Linked DNA regions of Mus musculus: all the other regions are linked to region 1. A link is a loop called in an ENCODE intact Hi-C map of the cell type or tissue named here. Cell type or tissue: left cerebral cortex. All regions are shown on one strand.

Region 1 (4,000 bases):
CTTTTGAACAGCCCCTCTTCTGCCCAGGTGTGAGCATAGTAAAGTCTGGTCAGTCAGACAGCATCAAGTTTGGTTGACCAGTTGGCTCTACTTCTAATTGTTATCTTGCTACTGCAGACTTCTGTTTCCCCAAGTACACCCTAAGAAGTTTGATCTTTCTGACCTCCAAGAGCCCTTCAGAACTGGCCTCTTTTCTTGCATGACATGTGAAACAGATGAGCCCCAGACCCCAGACAACGCACACCCTGACATGCAACACAGGCTAAGCATAGGTCCCTGGTTTCCTACCCAAAGCTCTGAGCTGAGCATTTGAAATCCGATTCAGGCAAAAGTGCCTTCAGGCCTCCTGTGCTAGTCCTGGTGCTGTTGGCATGGAGGGACCCTCTAAAAAAGGACAGCACTGCCTTTAGCTCTGTGCCTCCAGACACGAATGCCGGCTCTTCCTTGCGGAAGAATAGAGGCGGCGGCAGGGAAATGCCTGCTGGCTTCCTCTGGGGCTGGCTGTGGGCATCCACTGCCTGTGCCATTGGGTGTCCCGCAGCTGGCTGGAGGCGGGCACACAGGAGGCCCAAGATGCAATGTGGTGGTGGGGAAGGCTGTGTGTTTCTGGTCGGCTGTGCTATTTTCAAACCCCATCGAAACCGCCTACGGAGAGCAGCCTGCCCTGAACCTGTCTAGCAGCACGTCAGCCCGCTGGTCCTCCTTGTGGTTCTGCATTCTTCCCAGGACCCGGGGTAGGAGCCGGTTGGGGGCTGGGCTCGCTTCCCCCACTAGCGGCGCCAAACCGGCCGCTCTGCAGTGAGGCCCCAGCGCACCTAGGTGGAGCCCGACCCGCAGTTTTCAGCTGGACCAGCCCCACCTGACCCGCCGGCACGCCAGACGGGGGCGCTGCAGGGCGGCCAGGTCCCCCGGGTCCCCTCCGCGGCCCAGTGCGCATCGGCAGCTCGGCGGCCCGGGCGCTGCACAGACGGCGGCGGCAGGCGCGGGCCAGAGTCCGAGGCAGCGCGGCCTGGCCGCCTGGGCCGACAGAGACCCACGCCGCGCTCCCGTTCCCGCCGCAGCTCGCCAAGACGCCGAGCCGAGCGGCGGGCGCGCGCCACCAGCACCGGAGCAGCAGCGTCCCGCGGGCGGCGAGGCGCGCAGCGTCTCCGGCCCCACCTGTCGGCGCGGCCACCCTCAGCGTCGCCCCCGGCGTCCCCAGCCAGCGCGGGCGGCTCGCGGCAGCGCTGGGCCCGGCCTCGTCCGGGCTGCGGCGGCGGAGGCGCGCTCTCCCGGCTGGGCGCGGAGGCCCGCACCGTCCCGGGCGAGGGGACCAGCCCAGCGGCTCCGGGCCGTGCAAGTTGGACTGCGGCGGACTCGGCCGGGCCGCTCGGGCCCCGGCGGCGGCGATGGTGCTGCGGCTCCTCGAGCGGCGCGCAGCCCCGGCCCTGAAGCTGCCTCTGCGCGGCGGTGGCAGCGGCGGCGGAGCGGCCCCCTAAGCCCCCCGCCGGAGCCAGAGCGGGCAGCGGCGGCGGCGGAGCCGGAGAAGGCGGCGGCAGCGGCAACAGAGCAGTGGAGGAAGGCGACGCCGATCTCTGGCGCGGGGCGACAGGCGACCAGAGCCGGGGCCGCGCCGGACCCCCAACCCGCCGGGCCGTTGCGCAATCCGCGGCCGGTCTGGGCCCTGCTGGCGGCGCGGCTCCGGGGGCGGCGGCGGGGCTGATTCATGGGGCCGCGGCGGCCAGTCCCCCGCTCCCGGGCCCCCGGCGCCCCGCAGCGCGCGATGGTGGCCGAGTGGCCGGAGCGGCGGCCGCCGCGGCCCGAGACTTTCTGCTAACCTCCCCGCCCCCGCCCGCCCCCTCCCCGGCGCCCTCCCCCGCGCCGTCCCCTCCCCCTGCCCAAAAGACACAGATCGCCTCCCGGAGTGGCGCCTCCAGTCGCGGCGGAGCGCGGCGTTGGCGGCGGATGGAGGGCGCGATCGGGCGGCCAAAGCGGCTGCACCCAGCGGGGCGCTGATGCGGCTCCTGGACCTTCGCTGCGCGACTTCGGGGGCGTCGGCCGAGTTGGCACTCCGCGATGCAGCTCCTGAAGGCGCTCTGGGCACTCGCAGGGGCCGCGCTCTGCTGCTTCCTCGTCCTGGTGATTCACGCGCAGTTCCTCAAAGAAGGTAATTGTCCCCGGCGCGCGCGGTACCCTACACTGCTCGCGGCGGCCCCTGCGCGTGATACTGTTTCCAGCACCTTCCAGCGCTGCCAGCGAGGTGGGCCGAGGCTCTGCGGGGCCAGAGTGGCCGATGGCGCGAGCCTTCCCAGAGCCCAACGCTGGATCTGCCGCCCCTCGGTGCCTCTGGGCTCATGGTCGGCGCGGATTAGGTGCGAGCCCGGGCGTGCTGGGGCCTGGCTAGCTCCGGTGTAGTACTGGAGCCCAGGCTTAAGCCCAGGCTGCAGTTGCCATCCCCTGCCCCGCAAGGCTCGGTGGCAGTTGCGCCTACCCGCATGCCATGGACCCTCGGTAGGTGGCACCAGCGCTCCACTTTGGTAGCCTGGCTGAAGCCAGTACTGAGCAGGCCAGGACTGAATGGATTGGGGGCTGGGGATGCAAAGGTTGTCAAGGGGTGAGGACTGGGGAAAACTGCACCCTGTCCCATGCTGCTTTACAGATCAGGTCGGGTACCCACCAGACTTTAGGCTAGGTGGGCAGATTTTTTTATTGCCAGAATGCCTAGAACTTGAGACCACTCAAGTTCTGGGTTCCTTTGCCCTCCTGGCTCCTTCCGGATTGCAGGATTGTCCCATCCAGTTCTCGAGACTTTGCTAAGACTTGTGTAGTACACATTGGACTCTGTGGTCACAGCGGCCCTTTGGGATTCTTTCCATTGGCTTGTTTGGTGTGCCTTGGTAGGCAACAAATAGTGGGCACTCTGAAACTTCTTGCCCTTTATAGTCTTGGTGTCTCTGGGCTCAGCCTGCTCTGGTGGGCACCAACTGTAGGTGGTCCTAGTACCCTTGCACTGGCCATGCCCCTATTGGCTAGCCTTCCCCTAGGTCAGTAGAAAACACTGAGCCCTGGAAAGTACTGGTGCAGATTCCTACAGCTGTTCTCACTACCTCCAGGTTTCTAAGGATGAAGGGGTTGATATTCTATAGCCTCCCTGCCTAATTAGTGATCTCCTGTAGGCTGGGAGCTACCTGGATCCTGGAAGCATTCTGGCCTGCTATACATTGTTAGATCGTTCTCCCTTGATTTCAAGTGCTACTTTGAAGAAAGTAGCTGGTTTTGCTGTAGGTAGGTGAGCCTGCTCATCTGGAGCTTACAGGCTCTTCTTGGAGTTGGAGGCCAGTCTTAGCCTCAAGCTTAGGTCACCTACTTCATGAGTGAGTGGTTCTGCCATGGGCTGGGGTCCCTGCTATTGAGATAACTTTCCGTGCAAACATGAGTCGTTTCCTTCAGCCCCCAAACCCACCCCCAGGGCTGTCCTCAAGTTGGTATTATCTGCTAGACAGCTGTGTGTGTGTGTGTGTGTGTGTGTGTGTGTGTGTGTGTGTGTGTGTGTGTTTGGGGGGAGGGCTGTGGAGAAGACCACATGGTGACATGGTGTGCCACAGACCCCAGGACGTGGGGTCCTTATACGTTGAGACCTTGTTTGGGATACAAGTTCTCTACCCTTTCCACAGCTTCTTTGTTCTCTGGGGTATTCACCAGAGGGACAATCATTGAGCTTAAGGTGTTGGGACTTCTCTGAATTATCCAGCCTGCTTGAGTTATTGTGTTGTGAACAGTCAAAGAGATGCTGGTCATTTAGAGACAGTGGCTGGGTTCCTTCTGCCTGGGATTGGGTGGGAATAAACCAGTCCTGGAGTCTTCTAAGCTATTAGATTTGGTCCTTTGGTCAAGGGGGAAGTTCTTGTGTCCCTGGTGGCCAGGTGTGAGGTCACAAAGGCAGTATGCTCGTTCTGGAGTGGAGGGGAATGTCCCCGAAGGATGGGTTTGCAAGACAGCCCTTTATTTGAAGGAAGCCTAA
Region 2 (4,000 bases), 620 kb after region 1:
GATGGACAGGGGCAGGGGCGGGGACAGGGGAGCAGAGGCCATGAGCATGAATTACATGTCAGGAACAGTGCCCCACCAGCAAGGCAAGAGAGGCGAGTGGGAACAGAAAGAAACCAGTGGTTTAGCCTTCCACTGTGACCTGAGCTCGGTCCTAGGAAGCAAGGAGGAGGGAGAAGGGAAGGAGGAGACATGGTTTTGGCAAGAAGAGGTTGTTACGGGGTTTCAGTGGGGATGTCTGCCGCCAAAGAGAGTGTATATGAACCCACACATGTACTCACATGTGGGCACAGAGCCAACCATGTACCACCTGTGGGAACACACACAGGTAGTCACCTGCGAGTCTGTACACATAATCATACACTCGCATGTGTCCACATGCATAACTGCACACCCACATGTGATATTAAAAAGAGAAACATGCACCGTATTTGTGCATACACAAGTACGTACCCACATGTGGGAGTGCACAGAAGCATGTACCCACATGTGTATACATGCATGTACCCGTGTCTGTATACATGTAAACATGCATTCCTGTGTATTCCTCACAGCATGCATCTATGTGTATACACACACAGGCATGCATTCACATGTGCCCCAACACATATACAAACATACCTCTGTATTTATCCATACATACCAACACATATACCTGTCTATTTAGACATACCCATTCATAAGTACACTCCTATCTAAACTGCCAAATTAACCTGACAGAGGAAGGTAGAGAGATAGATTTGGGGTGGAATTCTTAAAGTAATGAACACCTCAGGAGGAAACAGGTGACCACAGCTATAAGACCTGTGCCAAGGGAGGAGACTTTAGAAATAGAAACCAAACTTCGAAGAGTGTTGTGTGCAAGATGGGAGATAGAAAGTGACTGGGGTATAAGCCAGGTCCCTCTTGTCAGGTGGGTGGGGCAGTGGCTGGATGGTCTCAGCAGCTGATGCTGAGGTAGGCTGAAGAGAGCAAGGCCAGGTGAAGGGATACACAGATGCTCATGGCCCCTACAGGAGCAGCTAGGAGAGGCTACCCTGGTTGCAGGTGTGCCCCAGGATGGGCAGAATCTTTCTAGTTAGCCCACTCCCAGAGGTAAGGGAGAGGCAAGAACCCAAAGTGAGGAAGATGGTGATGCCTTCCAGGATGGGCCTAAGGGTGTGGCTTTCCCAGGGGAGTTGGCAGAAGGTGTGAGAGAGAGAGAGCACTAAAGGAGAGGTGTCCAAATGACAAGCAAGTGGCTTGAGGGAAACTGAGGCCTAGAGTTTGAGTACCACCCACTGCTGGGATACAATAGGCCTTCATGGGCCCTCATGATCCTCTCAGGTCCTAGTGCTTGGATGCTCTTAATCCTTGTGAAAACCTTCCCTGTGGCCTCCCTCACGTCATAGAGACTTTACAGCATGAACGAAGATGGAAACATGGTCACCACCCACGCCCACGCCCACGCCCACCCTCTGTAAACTGTGAGGCACAAACACTTCCCTTCCTGAAGACTCCTGGAAGCTGGGATGCACAGCAGACCTCTGAGCCAGCGCCTTGCTCACCCCTGAGAGCCACCTCAAGACCATACTCAGCAGCCGCAGCCGCAGCCATAGCCATAGCAGGCCTACCAACAGTGTGGCTCCCCAGATTGAAGGCTACAGGAGGCAGCACAGGCAAGACCGGGGGACCCTATAACCCAGCCTCACTGTACATGTGGATCCATGGTCTGTCTCCCAGGAGGAGGCCAGCCCGGAGAGCCCAGGGTCAGCTTCCTCCTGTCCCTCCGCTACAAGATCCACCTGTTGTATACCAGCAATTCCAAACCCGCTTTTTGCCTGTGGCTGCTCAGAGACCAGAGTCCTCAGCCTGGTCTTGCTGTGTGACCTGCCTGTCTTCCTCAATTCTCCTTGCTCCTCCAAGCAGAGCGTGTGTAGGAGGCAGGCCAAGGTCTTCAAGTGCTACCCAGGGTTCCAACCAGCCAGCTCCCCGTGAGGGGAGAGTGTGCAGCCCAGAGGAACCCAGCCACGCTTGCAAAAGGCCCTCACAACCATTGGCATGTCTTTTTACTACCCCCAAGCCCAGGACTTCCAGCGACTTCCAGAAAACGAAATCTGACAGCATCGGGGAGCTGCCAGCTCTTGATTCCAGCCTGCTGCTGCTACGGTAGCTTAAATTGCCAGGCTCTGCGAGAACTGTCCAACAGCGCCCCCTGGTGTCCACTCTCACCTCTGCTTCTGTGACCTGCCAGCCCTGGGTAGAGCTGTGGAAAACTTTGCCCTGGACAGACCTGAACAACCATGAGGTGGATTGTTTTTCACACAGGTCCAGTAGGTTTGTTGCCAACCATGCTGTGAGAAGCAAACATTCTCCGCTGACCCAGCTACGCCTTTTGGGTTTTATCCGAGTTCAATCTGGGAGTTCCCAACCTAGAGCAGGAGACTTGGGATGGGCACAATCTACTGTGAATGCAAGCTGCTGAAGGCACTGGCCAAGCGCAGACCAGGCTGTGGGGGCCACCGTAATCTATGGTGGGTGAGTCATGGGCCTCTAGGCATGGAAGTCAGGAAAGAATTGTGGAGAAGGTAGGGGGCAGCGAGGGCTGAGAAAGAGAATCGGTCTGACAGGATGGAGACATATAATAAGCTCTGAGAGTGGCTGCCTCTTTACCATGTGACCGTGGCAAATTGGATGGTGGCTTAGGGTTTTGCTATGCCTTGGGAGTGGAGTTTGGCTTCAGAGGATAAGCCACCACAGACAGTCCTGGGAAGCAGGCCTGGGTTCAAGTGAACCCAACAGAATGGCCCTTGGTATTGAAGTTGTTATCTTTGACAAGGAGGTTCACTGTAGGATGACTACAGACCATGGTCAGTTTCTCCCACAGACCAGCCCAGTGAAGACTGGGGATAAATTTTAGGGAAAAGTCACAAGCTTAAGTAGGAGGAGAACGTCTTCATTAGGATTTCTATGGCTGCCACGAAACACCATGACCAAAAAGCAAGTTGGGGAGGAAAGGTGTTTATTTGGTTTACACTTCGAGATCACAGTCCATCGTTGGAGGAAGTCAGGACAGGAACGCAAGCAAGGCTGGAACCTGGAGGCAGGAGCTGGTGTAGAGGCCATGGAAGAGCACTGCTAACTCATGGCTTGCTCGGCCTGCTCTCTTATAGAACCCAGGACCATCAGCCCAGTTATGATCCCACCCATAATGGGCTGGGCCCTCCTCCATTGATCACTAATTGAGAAAATGCTTTACAACTGGATCTCATGGAGGCACTTCCTCAACTGAGGCTCCTTCCTCTCTGGTGACCGTAGCCTGCATCAAGCTGACACACAAAATCAGCCAGTGCAGAGGGGAAAGACAAGAAGGAAGAAGCAGCAGAAAGAAGGGAAGAGGATGGAAGCCAGGAGGATGTGGGAGGCGCCCTGGTGGAAGCAGCTGCATTTGGGATAACTGGGAAAGTGGCATGAGATCTGGGAGGTAAGCTAACTGGTCCACTTTAGGAGTCTAGTGTGGGAGAAGTGCCAGATCATAGTGTCTCCCTCCCGTAGATAAGGAAGGACTTCTCAGGCCCTGTAGAGCCTACATCATTGCCAGAGAGGGTCAGTTTGGGTTTTTTTCTTTTTAAAAAATAACTATTTATTTATCCTTCTCTCATATATTATATCTCAACCCCACAGCTTCCCCTCCATCCTCTCCTCCTAGTCCCTCCCCATTCTCCCAGATCCACTCCGCCTCTGTTTCCCTTCCTAAAAAGAGCAGACCTCACAGGGATATCAACCAAACGTGGCGCAACAAGTTACAATAAGAGTAGGCAGCTCCCCTCACATCAGGGCTGGACAAGGCAACCCAGTAGGAATAAAATGATCCAAAAAGCAGGCAAAAGAGTCAGAGAAACTTCCCTCTGACACCCTCGGAGAAGCAGCTGTGAAGTCCTACTAAGCATCACACTAAGAAAAGCTGCTGCCAAGTCTTACTAAGCACCGCACTATGAGAAGCCGATGTGAAGTCCTACTAAGC
Region 3 (4,000 bases), 59 kb before region 1:
GACAGAAGGCATGGGGTAGCAGCCATACAGATCCCAGCAGGGGAGGGGACATCGAGAGCCACAGTTCTGACAAAAGCTGCCATTGCAAGCAGATGGGAGACTTTGTGGGCAGCTTGCATCAACTCCAACCAAGCCATGTAGGCACCCCTTAGTCTTTGTGGAGAAGTGTCCCTCCCTCCTCCAGGTATGTTCAACATATAGACTCCACCCTACCAGGTCAGAGGAAAGCCAGGAAGATACCGTCTGGCCCTAGACCTGCCCAGTGCTATTTCTGAGCACCATCACTGCTCAGACACCTCCAGCCTTGACCTCTTATCAGTCGAGGCGGAGAAAAAAAAATCCAATGACATAGGGCTTTGCAGCCCGCCTTCTGATTGGCCCCACAACGTTCCTGCCGTTAACTTTATGACGCGCTACCCAAGGACTAATTAAACCAGATGGCGGTAAAACCCGAGTGGAGATGCAGAGACACTTTTACATTTAAGTTGATCAAAATTAGGTAGAACAGCATATGCTGGTGGAGATTGAGATTTTTTTAACTACATATTAACGGCCGCGCTTAATACCCTTCCCGGAGAGCTCAGCACAGCCTGGGCCCTTGGTGCTCTACACACACGTCTTCCCGTCCCTGTCACCCAGCCACGTGGTTGTGGTGTAATTTAAGCAAGCAGAATATTCTCCACAGACATCCTCAAAGCATCCCGGGATGTTAACTGCTGAGAGGAATGGAAACTGGTCTCCCCAGTCCAATTCTTGTCAGTGCTGGGGATGCCACCAGAAAGGGCCATATCCCTGTTGATGACACACTGTGACTTTGCAGAGTGAAGCCCACTGGCTCTAAGCCTCTGCAATACTCCTGTATCTCGGGCTTGTTCTTAGGTCAGGGCCGTGCCGAAGCTCATGGAGCCTCCAATGTCAGGTGGTTTGGTTGCTGGGACCATGTTGGAATTTCCTTTCCAGGCAGAGTACACCTCCCAGCTCTGGGGAAGTGTGGTTGTCTGTCTAGGCCTGCTCACCCCACAAGATGGGACCCCCCCCCACACACACACACACACACTCCCACAGAGAGATCTAGCTGCCCGCTTAGCCTTACGGGGCTGGGTTCATTTGAGATGAAATTCTCCTCGAGCAATTTCCTACTGCCATGTGCTTTCCAGAGGTGTTTGGTCTAGCCACCCTCTTGTGTGATCACAACTTCTAATGAAGTCCTCACACGTCCTCCTTACCCCAGAGGAAAACTTCACTGAGTTGGTCACTGCCTTGTCCCTCTGCACTAGAAACTCCAGAGATTACAAGTGGTTTGAGAGAGACCCCCTAAATCTGTCACATGGGATTTCTATCTCATGGCCTCTCCCTGCCTGCAGCAGGTAAACCAACTGGTCTCTGACTGGCGTCTGTGTCTGTGTGTGTGTGTGTGTGTGTGTGTGTGTGTGTGTGTGTGTGTCTGTGTTAGGGGAGAGGCTAAAGTCTCGGGCAATGGGCTCCCAAGGTATCTCCATCTTCCATGCCTGCAAGTCTCTCTCAGAGACAGGCTTCTTGCCTAGTTGACAGGGCATCCATATGTGTGTGTGTGTGTGTGTGTGTGTGTGTGTGTGTGTGTGTGTGTGTGTGTGTATGTGTGTGTGTTATTCACATTAGCAGGTGCCGAGTGGAAGCAGGAGCCTTAGACCTCAGGCTGCGGGGCAGGTATGGTGTGTTGCCAGTGGCAGTTGCTAGTGGAAACAACTTACTCAGCTCCTCACAGGGCCTCTGCCCTTCCCCCTCCCACACTTCTGAGCCTTCTGAGCCCCATAGTGTGAGTCTGGATGTGCGAGGATCTCCCAGAAGCCAACTCTGGCTTGAAAAATCCTGACCAGGAAGTTTGTGTCTGCTCTGTCCAGCACACACACACACACACACACACACACACACACACACACACACACTTGGGGCTACTGACCACTGGCTTGGCTCTGAGCCAGCACAGGCCTTGAACTGTGTCCCCGGAAGGAATCAGGCCTATATATTTGGAAGCTGCAGAACTTAGTCCAGTTTTTGCTGCTTAGTCCCGCTGTTGACTTCCTGTCCTAGGTCTAGAGGCTATGATGAAGCCAGATGGTATGATTTCCAGGGCCAGGCTCTCTGCTTGGCTGCCCAAGAAGCCTACTGTCTACCCCCCATCCCTTCCTTCTGTGCATTCCTCCCCCTGCTGTCCTCCTGGGCAAGCGAGATGGGGGCACATGCTGGCAAAGGCCTACCCTGTTTTCCAGTCCACTGACGCTGGCATGTGACAGTACGGGGCAGTCCCATGAAAAGCCCCTTTGTCTCTTCTCACTAATTAAGAAATAGCAGCAGGCCTCAAGGGAGCCGGGGCCCCGAGTCCTCTCTGGATGCCAGCTCTGGTCCTAGAGCTAGCAGCACAGCTAGTTGTGAACTTCATGGAAGACCCCAGCCCTGGTGCGTGCCTCCTCGGTGTTCAGTGCATTCTGAATTCAGTGCATTTTGACTCTTCAGAGCTCAGGGGATAGAATAATAATGCTGGCAACGATCTGGAAGTTTACAACCCAAGACAGGCCTGTGTCCCTCCTGTACTGTGGCTCACTCTGGGTCTCAGTGCATGCTATAACCTGGAAGCAGTGGCCTCTGGGCCTTCACTGCTCATGTGATAGGGCAAAATGTGGCCACCAGAACCTCTGTCTCTACTTGGATACTTGTCACCACACTGCCCTTCCCCATCTGGCATGTCATCCCTCAGGGAATGAGATGGGCTGTTCTCGTATCTTCTGTATATGAAGTTCCATGTACAGTCCTAAAGTCATGATGCACAGCCGCTTTCATATGCTCCCCCAAGGCTAGATATACCCCAACCTGTGTCACAGGGCATAGCTGTCTCTTCTAGAGCTGGGCTCTGGCTCAGTGGAGCTCCAGATGGGAAAACTAGCTTCTCCTATTGAAAAAGGACAGCCCAGAAACATCATCACATTTAGCCAGCCTCTGACCTGTGGCCTCTGGTCTACTTTCACAGGCTACGAAGGGGACAGACATGCTTGGATGGACAGATGCTCTCCACTCTCCAGTTTTCACCCTCTAGGAAGCTAGTTACAACCACGAGCAGGGCAGACAGGAAAGCAGAGACTTCTCAGTGTGGCCACGTGTCTGGTTCCTGCAGAGGTGGGACCCGTGTTCCGCAAGGCAGGCCAGCCCTCTACCCACTCCTCCTGGGCACTGTGCAGGCAGCCGCCGCCAGTGGCTGACCCCAAGCGGGGAGCCATAGGGAAGTTTAAATTTGAAAATTAACATGGAATCAAAAGAGACAGAGTAATTTTTCATTCTGCTTGAGAGGTTATTTGCTTTCTCAGGCGATGCTTAGTGTACTGATACATGATGTCAAAAGGTAAATGATTTTAAACCAGATTCAATTTAAATTTCATTACATATTTGTAAGAGATGGAGGCTCCAAGAATCCCTCGCCTTCTCTTTGAGCATCTTTCACTTTTAATAACTCCGGAGCCTAATACCCTAATCTATTTATTATACAGTGGTGAAGAGGGGCTTGCTCCTAGGGAATGGACTCTATGTGCCTTGTCTCTGAGGTGACCCCAGTGCTGGGTGGACACTTCTGCTGGCAAGCCCATCTCTTCAGAGGTACAAGAGAGTCACACGCCATTCCAGGTGAATAGGGGGACAAAGCAGACTGGAGCTTTTTGAGATGACTCAGTGGGAAAAGGTGTTGGCCTCTAAGCCTGTCAACCCGTGTTCAGTCCCTGGCTCCTACATGGCAGAAGGTGAGAACTGACTTCCCTGTATCATCCTTAGAACTCTTCACTTGTGCCTTGGCATGTGCACTCATAGGATACGCTTAACACAGATACAAACACTTGTAAAATGCCCATCAAGACAAAAGAGATGAAGAAGAAGAAGAAGAAGAAGAAGAAGAAGAGGAAGAGGAAGAGGAAGAGGAAGAGGAAGAGGAAGAGGAAGAGGAAGAGGAAGAGGAAGACGAAGAAGAAGAAGAAGAAGA
Region 4 (4,000 bases), 81 kb before region 1:
TATCTGGAATATTCGAGACAAAATGTGCTACCACCCTGCCCTCCTGACAATGTCAGGATGTCTGGTTTCTGCAGACTGTCCTCCCTACAGGAAAGTGAGACTGGGGAAGCTATCCTGGAGAAGATGGTACCCAGAAAACCTGGATCTTAGTTAAACAGGAAATGGAAGTCAGAAATTAGTGGGAAACCCCCTTGGTAGGCATGTTCATATTACAGAGAGACCATTACCAGGGGCTAGGCAGTGAGAAGCCTGACTCCATTTCACTAGCACTGTTTTGGATGTATATGTGCTTCTGAGAGCAAGTACTTGTGCATTCTATGCATGTGTGCACGTGTGCATGGCAAATATGCATGTGCATATTCATTCATGTGGCTGTGGCCATGCGACATGTATGTATGTCTATGCATGTGTGTGCACATGCATGTGTGGTCACATGCTGTACATGTATGCACATGTATATTTTTGCATGTGTGCATGCACATGTGTGCTCTATATAGCATACATGTGTGTATATGTGTGCATGTATGTGGAGGTATGTGTGACCATGTAGCATGCATGTGAATGTCAGTGCCTTGTGCATGTACCTATGTAGGGGAGTGTGTGCCTATAGCCACATGATATACATGTAGCTTGTGTAGAAACAAGCTTGTGGCATGCATGTATCCAAGTGGAGTGTGTATGGAGTTCAGCTATGTGGTGTGCGTGTGTGCATGAACATGGTGCGCATGTGGAGTGCGTATGTGTCTGCGTATGTATACAACCTGGGTACTTGCCCTCCTTCAGCCCCTCAGCAACGTTCTCTATGTCCTGGTCTGTTTAAATGCCACACTGGACCAGGGTGCAAGGGGAAAGGCTTATGCTGGTATGCACCAAGTAGCTTGTGGGGAAAAGCCTCCATTTCTAATGAGATCTTGTGTGGGGGTACCACCCCTTCCCATGCAGAACAAACACCAATGAGAAGCCTAACTGGGCCTGCTGTTAGCATGTTCACTGGTGCACAGGAAGGGAATGGAATCGACCTTCATGGCCATGGACCTACAGGGCCACCTGGGGAAAACACCAGCTTTTAGAGTTTCTTCCTGGAGTGCAAGGAACTTACAAGGGAAAGTGGAAGTGACCCGATTCCGCTGGTTTACAGGGGCAAACCCGTTGTCCAACGGCAGGAATGCACATCAGAGTTGTAGTCTTCGCTACCCTCCTCAGAAAACCAGACCAGGGACTTTATCCTGCACACACTCTGGAAAATGGATGAGAGAGAGGAACCACAGGCCATGGCCTGGGGGCAGAGGCTGTGGTACACGGGAGTCAAGGAAGTGCATCAGGAAGATGCAAAGGAATGTCTTCTTAGGGTAGACACACAGAGCCCACAGGATGGCAAGTTCTAGAGACAGGGTGCAGGTGCGCTCAGATGCTCTCTGGTGGGCTCAGAGCAACAAGGCATACTCAGGAGCCCTGGTGCTGGGCACAAATGGGAAACAGGCTGAAAGCATTATTTGCTTTGAATAAACTTTCGGTTCACTTTCCGGATCAATACCAAACAAGGTCTGGGACCCCAGCGTCCCAGGCCTTTGGTGGAAGACTCTCGCGTGGGGGGGGGGGGGGGGGAAGGGGGTCCCAAGTCACCTAACTTCCCGCTGGCCCTGAGGGTCTTGCGCGCCCAGAGCCCAGGCTACGAGGATGCTGGGCCGTCTCTGTCGCCATCCAGAGGCTCGGCTAGGGCGCGGCGTCCCCTCTGCTCGCCTCCCTCGCCGGTCCCGGGCCAGTGCGAGGCCCCGCCACGCCGGGCACGCGCTCCAGGCGCGCCCCTCGTACTGGTGACGGGGCGCGCTGAGCCGGGGCGCGCAGCGACGCCCAGAGCCGCGGGCTGGCGTCCCCGGGCGGGCGAGCACGGGCGCGGGCGGCGCGGGCGCGGCGCGGGGCGGGCGGCGCGGGGCGCAGTGGGCCGGGGCCCGGGCGCGGCGGCGGCGGCGGAGAAGGAGGAGGAGGAGGAGGACGAGGAAGAGGAGGAGGAGGAGGACGAGGAGGAGGATGGCACGCGCGGGGCCCGCACGTGGAGGCCGGCGCGGGGGCGCGGGCAGGGCCGGCTGCTGAGAAGCGCTGCTGCCCCCCGCGCGGGCACCGCGGCTTCAATGGCGCCATCGCCCAGGACCAGCAGCCGGCAAGATGCGACCGCCCTGCCCAGCATGTCCTCAACTTTTTGGGCATTCATGATCCTGGCCAGCCTGCTCATCGCCTACTGCAGTGAGTACCGTGCACCCGGGCCCCATAAGGGCCTCGGGTCCTCCAAGCGGCCCCAGCCCCAGCCCCGGCGGGGCGCCCCGCGTCGGTGCGGAGTTGCGAGCGCGTGGCGCGCGGTCCCGGGTCTTGGCCGCTGTTCCGCTGGCCCGGGAGGGCTTGGTGCAGGCGGCTCCGGGGTCCAGACACTCCGCGGCCGGGCACAGCAGCCCCGGCGAGCTTCCGCGGACTAGCCAGCAGGGCCGGCATCAGGCCCAGGCAGGCACAGCGCGTCCCTGCGCGGCGGTGCCCGGTGTCCGCCGTGCGGTCGCCGCTCCGGCCCAGGCTAGCGACCGAGCGGAGCTTCCCGCCGGCGACACTCCCTCCGGGGACTTATGGGGACGCAGCAACCGAGCCCGAGCGGGACTCCTCGGGCAGGACCGCGGCTTGGGTTCCTCCGACGCGTGGTGGAGCCTCTGCCTTGCTAGGAAGCGGGCTCGCCAGATGCTTTCTGTAAAAGGAGAAGTAAGGGAACGGATGCCTCTGGAGGGGAGGGCCCGCTACCGCTGCAAGGGTGGTTCGGAGGAATGAACTGACGACCCAGTGGGTCTGGCAAGGGCTGCGGAGGGAGGTGCGGGCTGGTCGGAGCCTGGCACGGGGTTCTGGAGCTGGGCTTAGGCTGGGACCCGGACGATGGGTGATCTTATCAGTAGGTCTTATCTGGGTACCGATAATCTGAGTCCTGGGTACAGTCTTGGGGCTGGTGTAGTATGGGTAGGCATCATCTTGGCTGGTGTCTGCTGACTGTCGGAAGCTGTTGGGGTGGGTAGAGGCTGGTTAGAGTCCCGGGCATAGGCTCTATAAGAGATGGGCGCTTGCCTGGTTACAGTTTCTGCCTTCCTTCCCGTCTCTGCGGGAAGAAAAACTAGTGCCAGTGAACACCTGTCATGAAAAAAATGCCACAGGCAAGGGAGGTGATGACAAAATATGGATTCTTTACTAATTTAAAATAAAAGGCCATCACCAAGTGGTTCCTCTCACTCCTCCCTCCTTTCCCCGGCCATCGCTCGAGCCTGGGGCCTCCTAGTTCCCAATCCTAGCTCTGAAATGAAATTGCAGCAGTCTTGAGACTCAAGTCGAGGCCGAATATGTCATCAGAGTCCTGGGACAACTCTGAATGGGGATAGCTCAACCCCCAACATGGTCGAGGCATCTTAAGGGAAATGCTAGTGAGCCCAGAGGAACTACTCAGTCTGCATATGCCTGTGCTGCTGTGGCGCCTTGAGGTTCATCAAGCAAGAGACTGGCTGCTGACAGTATTCTAACCTGGCTGCCCTAGGATAGGGAAAGGAAGCTGGTGGGCTGAGCCACAGGAGAGTACTCACTGCTTAGCCTTCTGTAGCCTGCCGGCTTCTTTCAGGGGCTTCTTCCCAGGTACCATTGAGCCTAGATTCCTTAATGATACAGGACGGGTTAAAGATGGGTAAACTCCAGAGATAGACAGGTGATACCAGGATGAAATGCACTTCCTGGTGTTGTCCCAGGAGTGGCACATTCAGCAGTGGGGGAGGGGCACGGGGCGCGGAAACCTGGAGCTGGCTGCTCTTCCTAGGCAGATTCTGGTAACACTGTCCTTGGGTCAGCCCGAGAGCCCAGAGCTGTAGACTGGGCTCATAGAGGCAGCTCTGCATGTTGAAAAGGGACAGCCATCCACTGTTACTGACTGAGTGACAACCCAGCCCTTGACCTCAACACTCTCCTCTTCAGGGAGCCACCAAGCTGGGGC
Region 5 (4,000 bases), 75 kb before region 1:
TGTGGCGTGAAGTACTTTCAGGTGACTTTATGGGTGTAATTATGGGGATATGTTATGATAATGCCGCAGTAGAAGAGAGAAAAAAAGCAAAACATTAAAATCCCCATTTCTTTATATAGCTCGGCAGCTGCCTCTTTAGAAGGGCTCATTTTTGCATTAAAACGTGGTGTGCTGGAGTTAATGACCTCTACAGATTGCCACCTGTCACCCAGGGCTACAGTGAAGCCCAACCCCCTCAATCAGGGAAAGAGTGGACAGGCAGCACCTTGTCTAGAATCTAAGCATGGCAGATGAGGGCTTTCAGCTGCTTCTCTGTGTCACCAGGCACTGGCTCAAGGCCTGTGAGGGGCAGGAGCAGGATCCTATGAGGCTCCTCATTCCTTTCCAAAGGCCCACTTGCATTTATCAGTACCTCTGAGCTGCCCCAGAGATTTCTGTAAGGTCGGGTTTCTATGCAGGTCATTGGCACCCGCTGAATGTCACTGACCCCCTCCTCCCTTCAAATGCCTCTGCTCCAAAGTGCTCCAAGTGAAGAGGCAGCTGGTGTGCACTGTCCTGGAGCTGAGCTATCCAGAGACATTCTCAGCATTAAAGAGGGTCTGAGTGACTGTTCCGGGCCCTCTGTCACTGCCGGGAGCATGGTGAATGTATACAGAGCATCGTATGTGTGATATACAAAGCATTACATACTGAGTGCTTTCTAATGTTCACTTCTTAAAATGGCTGGCAGGGGGAAAGAGGACACTCCCTTCTGCCACTAAGTGGGGGTCCTTTGGGATCTAGCCTTCTGACCTCCTGGGAAGCCAAGTCTCAACTTCCCCAACTCTGTCCTGGAGGATAGCGAGTGAGTGGCAAGACTCCCTTATCACGATGTGGTTGGTCTCCCCCTTGCAAAGTGCTGGCCCTGGGCTCACCTCCCAGGCTTCACAGGGATTTGTGACGCTGAAGATGGAACCTGTGGCATGTGCCTTCAGTCTGTGTTGGGGGAGCTTCAGCCCCGTGCCAGGCTGTGGAGCACAGAAGTGGACAAGATGACCGCTGTCCTAGAGCTGACATCATAGTGGGAAGACAGACAGTTCACACAAAGGCAAGCCTGGAGAGAGTGGAGACAGGCAATCTGTATGGAATGCTGTGTTCTCTAGGGTCCTTGGGCAGTCTCCCCTCCCCATCCACCTTGCACTGGGCACAGAGATGCTGCTCCATCTGTGTTGGAGTTAGCCAGTGGCTCCTTGCAGCCTGCCTGCTTGTTTGGGCATTGTTTGCAGAGAAAGAGACAGGGAGGGCTATGACAAGCAGATGGGGCAATGCAGCCCTCAGGGTCCCTGATGTCAAGATTGTCACAAGGAATAGGCTATCCAGAATGAAGAACCAGGCCGATCATGGCCCTGAAACATGAGTGATGTTCTCTGAACGAGTAACGAAAACAAAACAACATAGAATGCTCGGTCGGCACTCCCGTTGAGACAGGAGAATCTCATGCCAAGTTCAAGGTCAGCCCAGACAACTTAGTGATATTCTGACTCAGAGATGGCTAGGGATGCACATTGGTGGTAGAGTGTTTGCTTAGCATGTGCAAGGCTTTGATTTCTATCTATCCATTGCAAAGAAAAGCACAGCGGGAGGAGGGAAGGGGAGAGGGAAGGGGAGAAGGGGGAGGGAGGGGGAGAGGGAGGGAGAGGGGAGAGGGAGGGAGAGGGGAGAGGGGAGAGGGAGGGAGGGAGGGAGAGAGAGAGAGAGAGAGAGAGAGAGAGAGAGAGAGAGAGAGAGAGAGAGAGAGAAACTCCCATTGCATCTCTCAGTAGCATCCTAGAACCTGAATCTGCTTGCTGATGGGATGCAGGGATTCGGGGTGGAAGTTGCTGGTCTATCTGATTGTGTTCCTTCTCAGGTATCCTTGTCAGCTAACTCTCTAGAGACCTACAGCTCCCCAATATGTGTTCCCAGTTGTATGAAGCCTTGGGTGTTCGTTAATCGAGACCATGTCCCACTCTTCTCCCCAGCTGCTCCAGACAGCTCTCTCCAGCTTTATGTTTGCGGTCAACCTTACAACAATATTTTCCTGGAACACTGCGGGTACTTGTGTGTTTTCTGTCTATTTTTGCAATGATAGAAAATCCCAGAAAAAGGTGGCATTTCTACCTCACCACAGACAGTAAGCTAGAGGGAAGCGATTAGCTGTTCTCTTTCTAGGGTTTGGGTAGGTGAAACCATTGGAGAGTGGGTGTGTATGCAGGCAGGGAGCTTGGCCATGGGCCTGTGGCGGCGCTAGAGCTCAGCAATGGGGCCTCAGGACTGGAACCACATGGTGGACAGAGTGAGTGGTGGGGGGCAGGGTGCTAAAAAAGCCCTGGATGGAGCAGAGAGCCATTGCCCTCTGAAAAGGGACTAACCTGTCAGATCCCTGAAGACCCATGATTCTGACAGTCTTATTGAAAAGAAAGCGAACTGTGGTATTTCTGACCTATGTTCACTGTTTGGAGAAATAGTGGGGGGGGGGGGGTAGAGAAAAGCCTTTCCAGGTGCCAGACTGAAAGGCTGTTCTCCGTGGTGGCTTCTTTTGCTGAGCTCTGGCAATCAGCATAGCCTTGTTATCTCCCAGGACTTTCTGCGCTCTCTTCTCACTCTGGGTCAGCTTCTCAAGGGCATCATGGGCACTTGGACCTCTCAGTGCACTGTAGGGTGTGAGCAGTATCCCCCTCATCCCCCACTGCCATAGTCCCCTTCCCAGCTGTGCCAACCAAAGCTGTCCCCAGCCACTTGTCCCTTGGAGACTGAACTAGAAGGCTTATCATCAGTTTCTTGTCTGTGTGTCCCCAGTGGAATTGACTGTCCTGGCATCTCCCAGCTTGTGGGATGGAGACTTTGGGCTTTCAGCAAAGGTGAGATGGGGGAACCCTTCTGAGCTGCATAGCACATGTGGGATCAAAGGGTGTCCCGCTGCTAGGGCCCAGCAGGGCTTTCCCCTACCCAGAAAGCCTGCGTGGGCTTTGAGGCTGCTGTGAGGCCTCCTCCTGGCTGCCTGTACTGTTGGAACCACTTTCTGCTGCAGGGAAGGTGTCTCCACACGTTCTTTGAGCTGCCGTTTTTCCGGAGCTGGGACCAGCACGTTTTGAAGGTTGCTTGCAGCCTCCTCTTTGAGTCGAGTCTTCTTCATTTTCTGTATCTATCACACATGGAACTGTGCTGCTGCTGATGGTGATGAAGCCATTTAGAGGTAATCAAACATCCCCGGTCCAGCATAGCAACAGAGGGGCCCATCAACCTCTCTTCATCCGCCCACTTGCTTAATTATGCTCGCCTCTCTCGGAGGCAGCCCAGTTCCCACGTGTGATTGATTTCAGAGTGTTCTGGGGTACCCAGAGTCCTTCCTTTGCTCTGTGGGGAGTTCTGCCCCTGCTCTCAGCAGGTCAGCCGCTAAAGCGTCCAGGAAGCTGTGTCCTGAGACTGTACATTCTGGGGGTGGAGAGCGTGTGTGGTTGGTTCTGTTCTAGGCTGCCCCTTCCCCAGGCCTTGGTCATTGTGCCCTGGTTAAGTGCAGGCTTCCTTAGGCGCTCTGCAGAGACTCACATCCATTCGTACCCGAGTATCTTCTCTCTCCCATATGCTGTCCTGTGGGCACTTCAGTTGGGATTTCTGTGTTTCTGTCTCTCAAAGGACAATATGGCCCTCTCTGGTTTCCTGCCATCTGTGGGATGGCTGTATGTGCCCCATGGGAGAACTGATGTGTGTGTTCTGGTGTGGTGGACAACACTATATACACATACACACATGTGATCACACACACACACACACACACACACACACACACACACACACACACTAACATACTCATGGCCAGATTTTCTGCCAGAACTGCATATTTGTGGCTCACATGCTCCATGGAGAACTGGAAAGTGTGTTTTGGTGTGGGGGCAAGTATTTCTGTCTGTCTGTCTCTTTGTCTCCGTCTCTCTCTTTTTTTTTGTTTTTTTGAGACAGGGTTTCCCTGTATAGCCCTGGC
Region 6 (4,000 bases), 250 kb before region 1:
GAACTTGTAATAGGAGGGGAGGTACCCATTTACCTTATTAAATGCTATATCGCCTGTAGGTGCCTCAGGGGTATCCATCACTTTCTGATGTGTCATTTAAATGGTCAGATGTCATCCAAAAAGAAACTACATTGAGACAGGAGCTGGACTACCTGAGGGAAGACACTCTCCTGTGAATCTTTCCAGGTTCCCGTAACTGCTATGACACTTGGTTTGGAGCCAGCATCCTTCCATGGAAGCCCAGTGCTAGGAAGGATATGGAGGACTGGGACACTGGCAGATGTTACTGGTGGTGATGACACTTCAGCCAGACACCACTAACACTGGAAGAGACAGAATACTTGGGAGAGGGATCATGGGACCAAGCTCAGAGGCAGGGAAATGAGCAAGGCTCACCTCTGCTCAGCCTGCAGTGACTTGCCTTCTCTGAGAGAGGTTCTGAGAAGTTTTCTAACAAGACACCATGGTGCTAGAGGTCCATGGTTTCAAAACTCTTATCTTTTATGAAGAAAATGCCCTGCCAGGGGACATTGTGACCTCCAGGGCTCAGGTAGTGCTTTTGTGGATAATGATTAAGAACTATTTTCCATAACTTAGCAAGAGAGAAAACCCACATAGTCTTTGTCAGCATGCTTCAGTACAGCACTCTTTACAAATGGCTACCATTAGAGTCTGCTCAAAGCCCATGCTGTCTCCGTGCTGTGAGCTCAGGCTCCTAGTCTCAAGCACATAGCCACACAGGAGGATGCTGAGAGCCTCACCAGGATCCCCAGGGCTATTACTGCCCTGATTTAAAAAAAAAAAAAACATTAAAATAAACAGGCAGATGCCATCTCCTCAGGCACGATTGAATTAAGACAGAGAGAGAAACTGAGGTTCAGGGAGGCTGGGGAACTCCACCTAGACTCCATATCTAAGCAATCTGCTCCTACACAGGGCAGTGCAACAGTCCATGGGAGTCTCAACCCCATTGGACAATCCCAGGAAGGTCAGGACTACATCTCTCCTCCTACACCAACAAATACTGGGGAACTAAGAGGGATGAACAGCACGCTGAGAGCTTATTGCTACTATGTCACAGGTAGGTGACTCAAACACATTTCAAGGATGGGTATACTGAGACTCAGAGGGTCAGAATCTGGTGCCGACTGGACCCTGTCAATCTGACAGAGGCCTGAATCCCAGGGTCAAAAATCTAAAGCTGAAAGGCTCAATCATTGCTAGAGCTAAGGTGTAGAGGCTGAGAGAGGTTGGGACACCTTCCAAGGATCACACAGCGGGCACCCAGTTCCTCTGAAGTCACTAAAGGCCACCTTAGTTACCCTACACAGGTGCTCAGCTTCACTGTGGGGCAATATGTTCCTGCCCCGCAGAGGACCAGATTCCCGTTGATGGCAGGGCTTTATATTTTTTATTGTGTCCCGAGGCAAGGAAAGCCCAGATAGAGCAAATGAACATAGGTCAGAATGAAGGAGTCTGTGTAGGGTGCTGCATTCCTGAGCACAGAGACTTGGCCAAGGACTACTGTATCCTAGTGCCCCATCCAGAGGACCATCCTAGATGGTCCCAGAGTCTATCAGTACCACCACTGAAGGGAAGAGGTAAAGGAAAAGGAAGAGGATCCTTGTGGAAGGTACCTTCCCACAGATCCAGTTCCTCTGCCTGGTACTCCTCCTAGGGTCTGATGCCAGTCCATGATGGTGCAGAGAGGATGACACGCCCCCATCATGCTATTGGCATCTCCTCCTCCTCCTCCGGGTCCTTGCTACTCAAGCATTCTGTAGCTTCAGGGCTGATGATGGGAGGGATAGGCACTGTGAGGCACCGGACTGCAGCTGGGCAGATCACAGGTCTCACGGCACCCCAAATCTCCTTCACCCATAGACAATTCTGGGGTGAGCCTCGGCAGTCTCAGTGCATTGGTCTCTTTGTCATGGCGTAGCTCATGACCTCTTTGCTCCCTCGGGGTCCTTGAGCGAGGAATGTAGGCTGAAAGATTCGAGGCAGGATGGATTCCCCAAGGGCCACGTGGGCACCTGAAGGCCGAGGGTGTCTGCAGGAGGAATGAGCAGTTCTGGATTAAAACCCGACAATGGAATTGGAAATGATGTTTCCCTGCAAACGGATTCTAAAATAAACACTCCGGAGCTGGCACGCATTTGCTGTGCCCTGCTTCTCAACACAGCCGAGATTCACTTACGATCGTGTTGGTTATAAATTGCAGCCTGCATTTCTCATATCAAAATGCACAGCCAGTGATATTTAACGCTAAAGAAATATATCCTCCAGCAATGAATACAGTCAGAAATTACTCACTGAATTTAACCAAGGAGAGAGAGATGCCATGGAGATGTACTGCATAAATTCGGGCATGTGGGACAATGGCCACCGTTTATTAACATTTTATCTCCTCCTGGAACTGTTTGACCTTGCTTCAGCAGTTTTATTGGGAGCAAGATCTCTGGACGCTCCCATTTTCCCCCTTTCCAAAGCAGCCCGACTTGCTCTGAGCAGTAAATACGATTGAAGGTGTTCATTTACTGATGTCTCCTTTAACCCAGAGGAAGAAAAATGTAGAAAAAGTCCCCTGACCCCCAGAAGAAGAAAAAAATGAACCCTACCTTTAAATACACCGCAATTCAGACCACTTAACCGAGCTGCAGTTCATAAAAAAGAAATGAAAGCAAATTACCTGAGGGGCCAAGCTTTGTGACAAGTGCACAGGCTCAGGGGCATTGTATATTGGAGAGGGGACTTGTGAGGGTCCTTATTGATAAATGTCACCAAATTAAATCCATTCATACAAGCTAGGATCATGTGCTGAGCACCAAATCTTCCCCTGGCCTTGGGCCACTGGGAAGCTATCAAAGGTAGCAGATTGACAAAAGCCTGCTGATGTCTAAGAACAGGGGTAGAGAGGAGCATGATGGACAATCAGCAGGCAGGAGATAAGTGCAAGGTTGGAAGAGATAGGTGAGATGCTCCATGGTGAGGGACATGCCTTTCTCCCTAGCCACGCCCCCTGGACGCGTCTCCCTGGACACGCCCCCTGGACACGCCTCAGACACGCCTCGCTGGTTACTGTATGGCATTTTCTCACCTCCCTCCTTACTGGACACACTCAGGAGAACTAGGAACCCTCCAAAGGAGGACTGTGGTGTGCACGGGTGCACATTAACCATACAGAAGCCCACCAACGTCGTGTTCAAGACAGAAATGGTTGGGGGAGCATTTCTCCAATCATCTATCGCTATATTTAAAGCCTCCTTGACCTCTGTCCAAAACTCCGTGGATGCCATCCAAGTGTTGAACAGGATTGAGGCATAGGCTTCCTTCCCCAGACAGACCTAAAAGGAAAACTAATTTGTATGCGTTTTCCTAGCACAGCTACAACATGGGAGTCACACAGAAACAGGGCTATCCCAAGATACGGAGAGAAAGATGACAGTGTAATAATTCCACTCAGAAGTGTTATTGAAGAATCCCAGATATCTCCTGATAGATATATAAGAATAAAGAGGGAGCGAGTCAGAGATTAATAGACCAAGAAACAATTGTAATAACTACGAAAAAAAATAAAAAGAGTGTGTTGCTGTGGCATTTAGCTTCATTCTTATTTTTTTAAAGCCTTTAGAAAGGAAGCAATGTGAAATTTGTAAACTTGTTATGTTTTGTATGGTTTTAAAAATATTTAGTGCGTGCATGTGTACATGCGTGTGTGTGTGTGTGTGTGTGTGTGTGTGTGTGTGTGTGTTCTGCATGTTTGTCTGTGTCCCATATGTATGCAGTACCTGTAGGGACCAGAAGACAGCATTAAATCCCCTGGAAATGGATTTACAGGTGGTGGTGATCTGTCCTGTGGGTGCTGGAAACAGAATCCAGGTCTGCTGTATGATCAGTGTCCTCAACCACTAAGATAATTCTCCAGCCCCATTAACCTATTTTTCTGATCACCAGCAATATTGTTCAAAGATCCTTTCTGACAATACTTGTATTACAA
Region 7 (4,000 bases), 910 kb after region 1:
CCTCCAAGGGGGCTGAGGACTCCAGTCTGGATGGCTGCCCAGCTGTGTGGGAGAAGGCCATGGGGCAAGGCCAGAGAGTACAGGCAGCACGAAAGAGCACCAGGAACCTCACCAGGAAGAAGGCTGTGTGGAGTTAGAGTTGATCACTCCATGGCAGGAGAGAGATTCCAGGGATGGGCAGCCACTGAACACTCCCTCTGAAGTGACTGATGACAGGAGAAGACCGTGGCCGAAGGAGGAAGACACTGGCTTAGAGTGAAAATAGAGGTGAGGAAATGACATTAGAGGTTGACAAGGGATGGTAAGAGGGGTCCTGAGTATTTCAGGCTCCCTTGGATGGGGTTCTGGACTCTTCCTAGAGCATCCCATTGGGTCTCCTATAGATGATTGCCAAGGAAGAGTCGTGGCTCAAGGAAGAGTACGGCATCTCTGAAATGCCTGGCGTTCCCTCAGCTCCATGGTAGATGGCTGTGAGTCTCAGAAGTGTGGGCTTCATCTCAGGGAGAAGCTAGGTGGGGCCTAACCCTACCTACTTTTCTTCCCAGAGCTTTCTGGGAAGTAGGGGTGAGAGACACCTCTATATCCTGGCACAGCTCTGGGGAGGAAGCCAGTCTAGGAGGCTAGGATCTGAATCCCTTAGCTCTATGACCTGTGGATGGTCACCCCCTCCCACCCCTGACCCCTGTATGGTGTCTCTTGGGTAAGATATAGCCCATAGACAGATAGTACATTGTTCCTATCTTTTGGGCTATAGCCATGGGTCTGAACAGTGCCCATCAAGACTTACCTCTCCTAGCATAGCATCATGCCCACTGTCACAGTGAAGACCAGGGGGTCTCCAGGACATGCTAACTTCAAATATAAACAACTGCTTCTCATGACCAAATGCCCTTGTAATTAGCCATTCTAGAACCTTAATAAACTAACTTGTGCACTCTGTCAGACTCCACACATGCTTGTCTATTGAGAGCTGGCATATGTGCCCAGAGAAAGTCTCCCAGAAGCTTGGTGCCATATCAAAGCCAAGTGTTCCCCCCACCACCACCCCACGGTCAGCACAAACCTGGAGAGGGAGGCATGGTATGAGAGCACACTTCTTCACTAGCTATTACACAGGGACCCCTAGGTCACAGCAGCATGTCCCCAGCCAAACACACAGCCAGGACCCTGCCCAATCATCTTACGTGCATCCTAGTACATCAGTCTCTACAAACTGCAGGGCATATTCCAGCATATTCCATGAGCTCAGTTCCCAAAAGGCACACAACACATGTGTCCTTGAGCTCCAGGTTGCATGTCCAAGCACAGCAACACAATAGGGACAATCTAGAGGAAGCTCTGGCTGCGGGTTGCCCAGTCCATCGTCCCCAGCCCAGGCTAGGGACAGAAGGGACCCTGTTCTTCTGAAGTAAGATGAAATATTTAAAAATGATCACTGAGCAGCAGCTAAACTCCAGCTGCCACCAAGCCACTTGTCCCAGAGAGCAGCTCATACGTGGAAGACAATGACGCCTGTGTTTGTGCATTTACTTAATTTTAAGTTAGGCTTCCCAGATCCTTAAATCAACAGTGGTTTCTGTGGATCCTTGTATATATAAGAGGAAAATCAAAGCCTGAGAACACAGGTCAGGAAGAGGCCGGAGAAAAAGGCAGTGGTTCGGCGCCACCTGCAGGTCTACGACTGTAACACCTAAGTCACCAGCCCGGATGGGGCCTGGAGCCTTGGTGGCAGGGCAGAACCACCACGCAGTTCCCGAGGATCTCACACAAATGTGAGAAATTAATAGGATTTACCAGTGAGAATCTCCTCTGAGAATAGCTACTTCTTCGTTTAGGAGAATGCAGCCTCAGTAGCTAGTGAGGACAGACAGACCCTGCAGGTCCAAGGGACTGTGTTCAAAGGGGTAGTGTGGAAGTTGAGTACTGCCACCCCACCCAGTCTTCCCTAAGCAGAAGCTTCGGCCATTCCGACTGAAACTAGAAGAGTCCATGCTGGGACAAAGACACAGATCCTAACGGCTTTCCTGGCTGTCTCTTTCCAGTCCTTGCAAACTCCACAAAGACTTGCAAAGATTCTAATTTGTCCGAGGACACACAGGCCCCAGGATCCTCCACAAGGCCTTGACCTGGGAGATGACCTCCTCCAAGGCCACAGGCTCTCTCTGATGAACACCCTTCTGGGGGGGGTGCGGGGGGGGATAGGAAGAAGGTCAATCTCCTTTTCTTCCTGAAGTTGCCCTCTGGTAGGTCACGTCGGTGTCCTTTCTGCCTGCTCTCTGCTGAAGCGAGCATGCCACACATTACACCTCATGGGAACATGAAAACAGCCTTCCAAACAAAGTCAGTAGTGAAAACTGCTTTACCAGAAGGTACCCACCTATCAACCAGCCCCTAGGAGGATAAAGGCCCCATCCTGACATCTTTCAGGTTCTAGCCCAACCTGTCACCTCACCAGCCACACCTTCAGTCTCTAGACTGCCACCTCTAGACTGTGGCCGCCTGACAGTTAAGACAGGAGGCAGTTTTACGGAGAGCAAACGGTACTGCACTCTGATGACTCTCCACTGTCTCTCTGTCCATCCAAATGCAAGATGGACCTTCTCACAGCAGAAGCAGAATATTCTTACAGCTGCCCTCCACAGCTTCCGGGTCTCGGCTCTCCCAGTGCTCTATCCTATTCAGCTGCTCCCCAAGTGACCATCTCCCTGTGACACACCTAGATACAGTCTGCATGGCTGGCCCTACTGACCCTCACAACTCTCCAGACTATGCAGACAAGCAAGACTGCCCACCTCTTATTGCTGTATGATCTCTGGGAACTCTGCCTGCCTGATGCAGACCCACCAATTAAAAGTATCCAGAGAAGCCAGCACTAAGGAAATTGAGGGGAAAGGATCTTGAGTTCATGGTCACCTTGGGTTGACAAGACCCTGTCTCGAACAAACAAACAAACATGGTCAGGAGATGGAAGAGTGTTTGCCTAGCCAATGAACACAATGCCCTGGGTTCAATCAGCACACAGTGACAAGGCAAAATGACACTTGCTGTGATCCCAGCACTCAGGAGGTGGATGCCAGAAGACCACAAGTTCAAGTTTATCTTCAACTATATAGCAAGTTAAAGATCCCGTCTCAAACAAAACAAAGCCTGCCCACCATACACCTAGTTAGATATTGTTCTAGAGCAAACAGTGGCATAGACCCATGGGTTCATTCCTCCTTCTCCCAGCCTTGTTTCTTCGCTTCCAAAAACAACCCTCAGGGCCTGTGGTTGATCAAGTGTACGTGCATCCTGTCTCCTGATCACCGGTTGCTTCCCATCTTAAGACTCTACGTGCAAACACGGTGGTTCACTCTTGACTCATTTCCTGTCCTTGGGTTCTCTCTGCTTCTTTCTCTTTCTCTTTCCTGTCCTTGTTCCCTATTAACAAACAGCACATACAGGCAGGGAGCTGGGAGGTCCAGGGACACAAAGTGATGGAGTAAGCCATACTACTCATGGAGATGACCCCCACCCTCACCTGTAATGTGCTCTAGATAGAAGGCCCATGAGAGCAAGTCAAGGTCTTCCAAGGTGTAAGAAAGCCGAGTGTTCCAGCCAGATCTTCATGGCCAATGGTAGAGGAGAATCCAAGTTATAAAAAGAAGAGAGGTTTGGTTTGGTTTTTTTTTCCTCCCACTGAAAAAGGTTCAAGGCCCACGTGGCACAGTGCAGGCTTAGTGATGGCCACTACCACTTGAGTGCATTACATCATGGCTCATGGTGGATGGCAGAGGGGGAGGCATGTGGTAAGAACAGGTGACTCATCTTGATCCAGGAACAGAAAGAGAATGTAGAGGCAAGCTTGGCCTCTACAGAACTTCTGGGATCACCTTCCAAGGGAGAGAGTGGCCCCCCAGTAACCTAAGCACTTCTCACCAGGCCTCTTCTCCCAAAGGATCCAAAGAACCCACCAACAGTGCCACCCCAAAATCCAAGTCTTCAATTTTAATGGGTTCTT

Evidence for each region. Hi-C counts contacts between places; a loop is a spot of excess contacts. Peaks named below come from ENCODE experiments on the same cell type or tissue, not always from the same donor. Only the 100,000 strongest peaks of a DNase experiment are listed, where the experiment ranks them.
Region 2: a loop joins it to region 1, with 9 times the contacts of the local background. A loop is called at or near these places in 17 of 42 quality-filtered maps.
Region 3: a loop joins it to region 1, with 2.2 times the contacts of the local background. A loop is called at or near these places in 2 of 42 quality-filtered maps.
Region 4: a loop joins it to region 1, with 6 times the contacts of the local background. A loop is called at or near these places in 6 of 42 quality-filtered maps.
Region 5: a loop joins it to region 1, with 4 times the contacts of the local background. A loop is called at or near these places in 6 of 42 quality-filtered maps.
Region 6: a loop joins it to region 1, with 2.1 times the contacts of the local background. A loop is called at or near these places in 2 of 42 quality-filtered maps.
Region 7: a loop joins it to region 1, with 10 times the contacts of the local background. A loop is called at or near these places in 8 of 42 quality-filtered maps.

What each region holds. Positions count from the first base shown.
Region 1 is chr15:87,623,341-87,627,340 of GRCm38, forward strand. All of the region lies in intron 1 of Tafa5 (TAFA chemokine like family member 5), which reads left to right. Among named protein-coding and RNA genes, the nearest start is that of Tafa5, 81 kb to the left of the region's middle. In left cerebral cortex, CTCF peaks have their summits at 828 and 2,487; DNase peaks (open chromatin) are centred at 803, 1,555, 2,162 and 2,482; H3K4me3 peaks cover 3,461 bases; H3K27ac peaks cover 1,898 bases.
Region 2 is chr15:88,246,233-88,250,232 of GRCm38, forward strand. All of the region lies in intron 5 of 4930445N06Rik (a long non-coding RNA gene), which reads right to left. Among named protein-coding and RNA genes, the nearest start is that of Gm41376, 30 kb to the left of the region's middle. In left cerebral cortex, a CTCF peak has its summit at 2,197 (motif pointing left); DNase peaks (open chromatin) are centred at 250, 1,455 and 2,173.
Region 3 is chr15:87,564,487-87,568,486 of GRCm38, forward strand. The region is part of intron 1 of Tafa5 (TAFA chemokine like family member 5); the gene reads left to right. Among named protein-coding and RNA genes, the nearest start is that of Tafa5, 22 kb to the left of the region's middle. In left cerebral cortex, no CTCF peak of the experiment used is centred here; a DNase peak (open chromatin) is centred at 2,271; H3K27ac peaks cover 510 bases.
Region 4 is chr15:87,542,363-87,546,362 of GRCm38, forward strand. Tafa5 (TAFA chemokine like family member 5) reads left to right here and starts at 1,937. Exons shown (of 4, transcript NM_001252310.1): 1 at 1,937-2,241. The coding sequence starts at 2,130. It overlaps Gm35471 (a long non-coding RNA gene), which reads right to left and starts at 1,611. Exons shown (of 3, transcript XR_384322.2): 1 at 1,100-1,611. In left cerebral cortex, a CTCF peak has its summit at 1,709; DNase peaks (open chromatin) are centred at 1,763, 2,157, 2,722, 2,967 and 1 more place; H3K4me3 peaks cover 2,524 bases; H3K27ac peaks cover 1,643 bases.
Region 5 is chr15:87,548,691-87,552,690 of GRCm38, forward strand. The region is part of intron 1 of Tafa5 (TAFA chemokine like family member 5); the gene reads left to right. Among named protein-coding and RNA genes, the nearest start is that of Tafa5, 6.4 kb to the left of the region's middle. In left cerebral cortex, a CTCF peak has its summit at 2,248; DNase peaks (open chromatin) are centred at 1,088, 2,253 and 3,083.
Region 6 is chr15:87,372,715-87,376,714 of GRCm38, forward strand. No RefSeq gene overlaps it. Among named protein-coding and RNA genes, the nearest start is that of Gm35422, 95 kb to the right of the region's middle. In left cerebral cortex, no CTCF peak of the experiment used is centred here; DNase peaks (open chromatin) are centred at 2,149 and 2,929; H3K4me3 peaks cover 281 bases.
Region 7 is chr15:88,535,717-88,539,716 of GRCm38, forward strand. No RefSeq gene overlaps it. Among named protein-coding and RNA genes, the nearest start is that of Gm35831, 23 kb to the left of the region's middle. In left cerebral cortex, a CTCF peak has its summit at 1,658 (motif pointing left); a DNase peak (open chromatin) is centred at 1,646.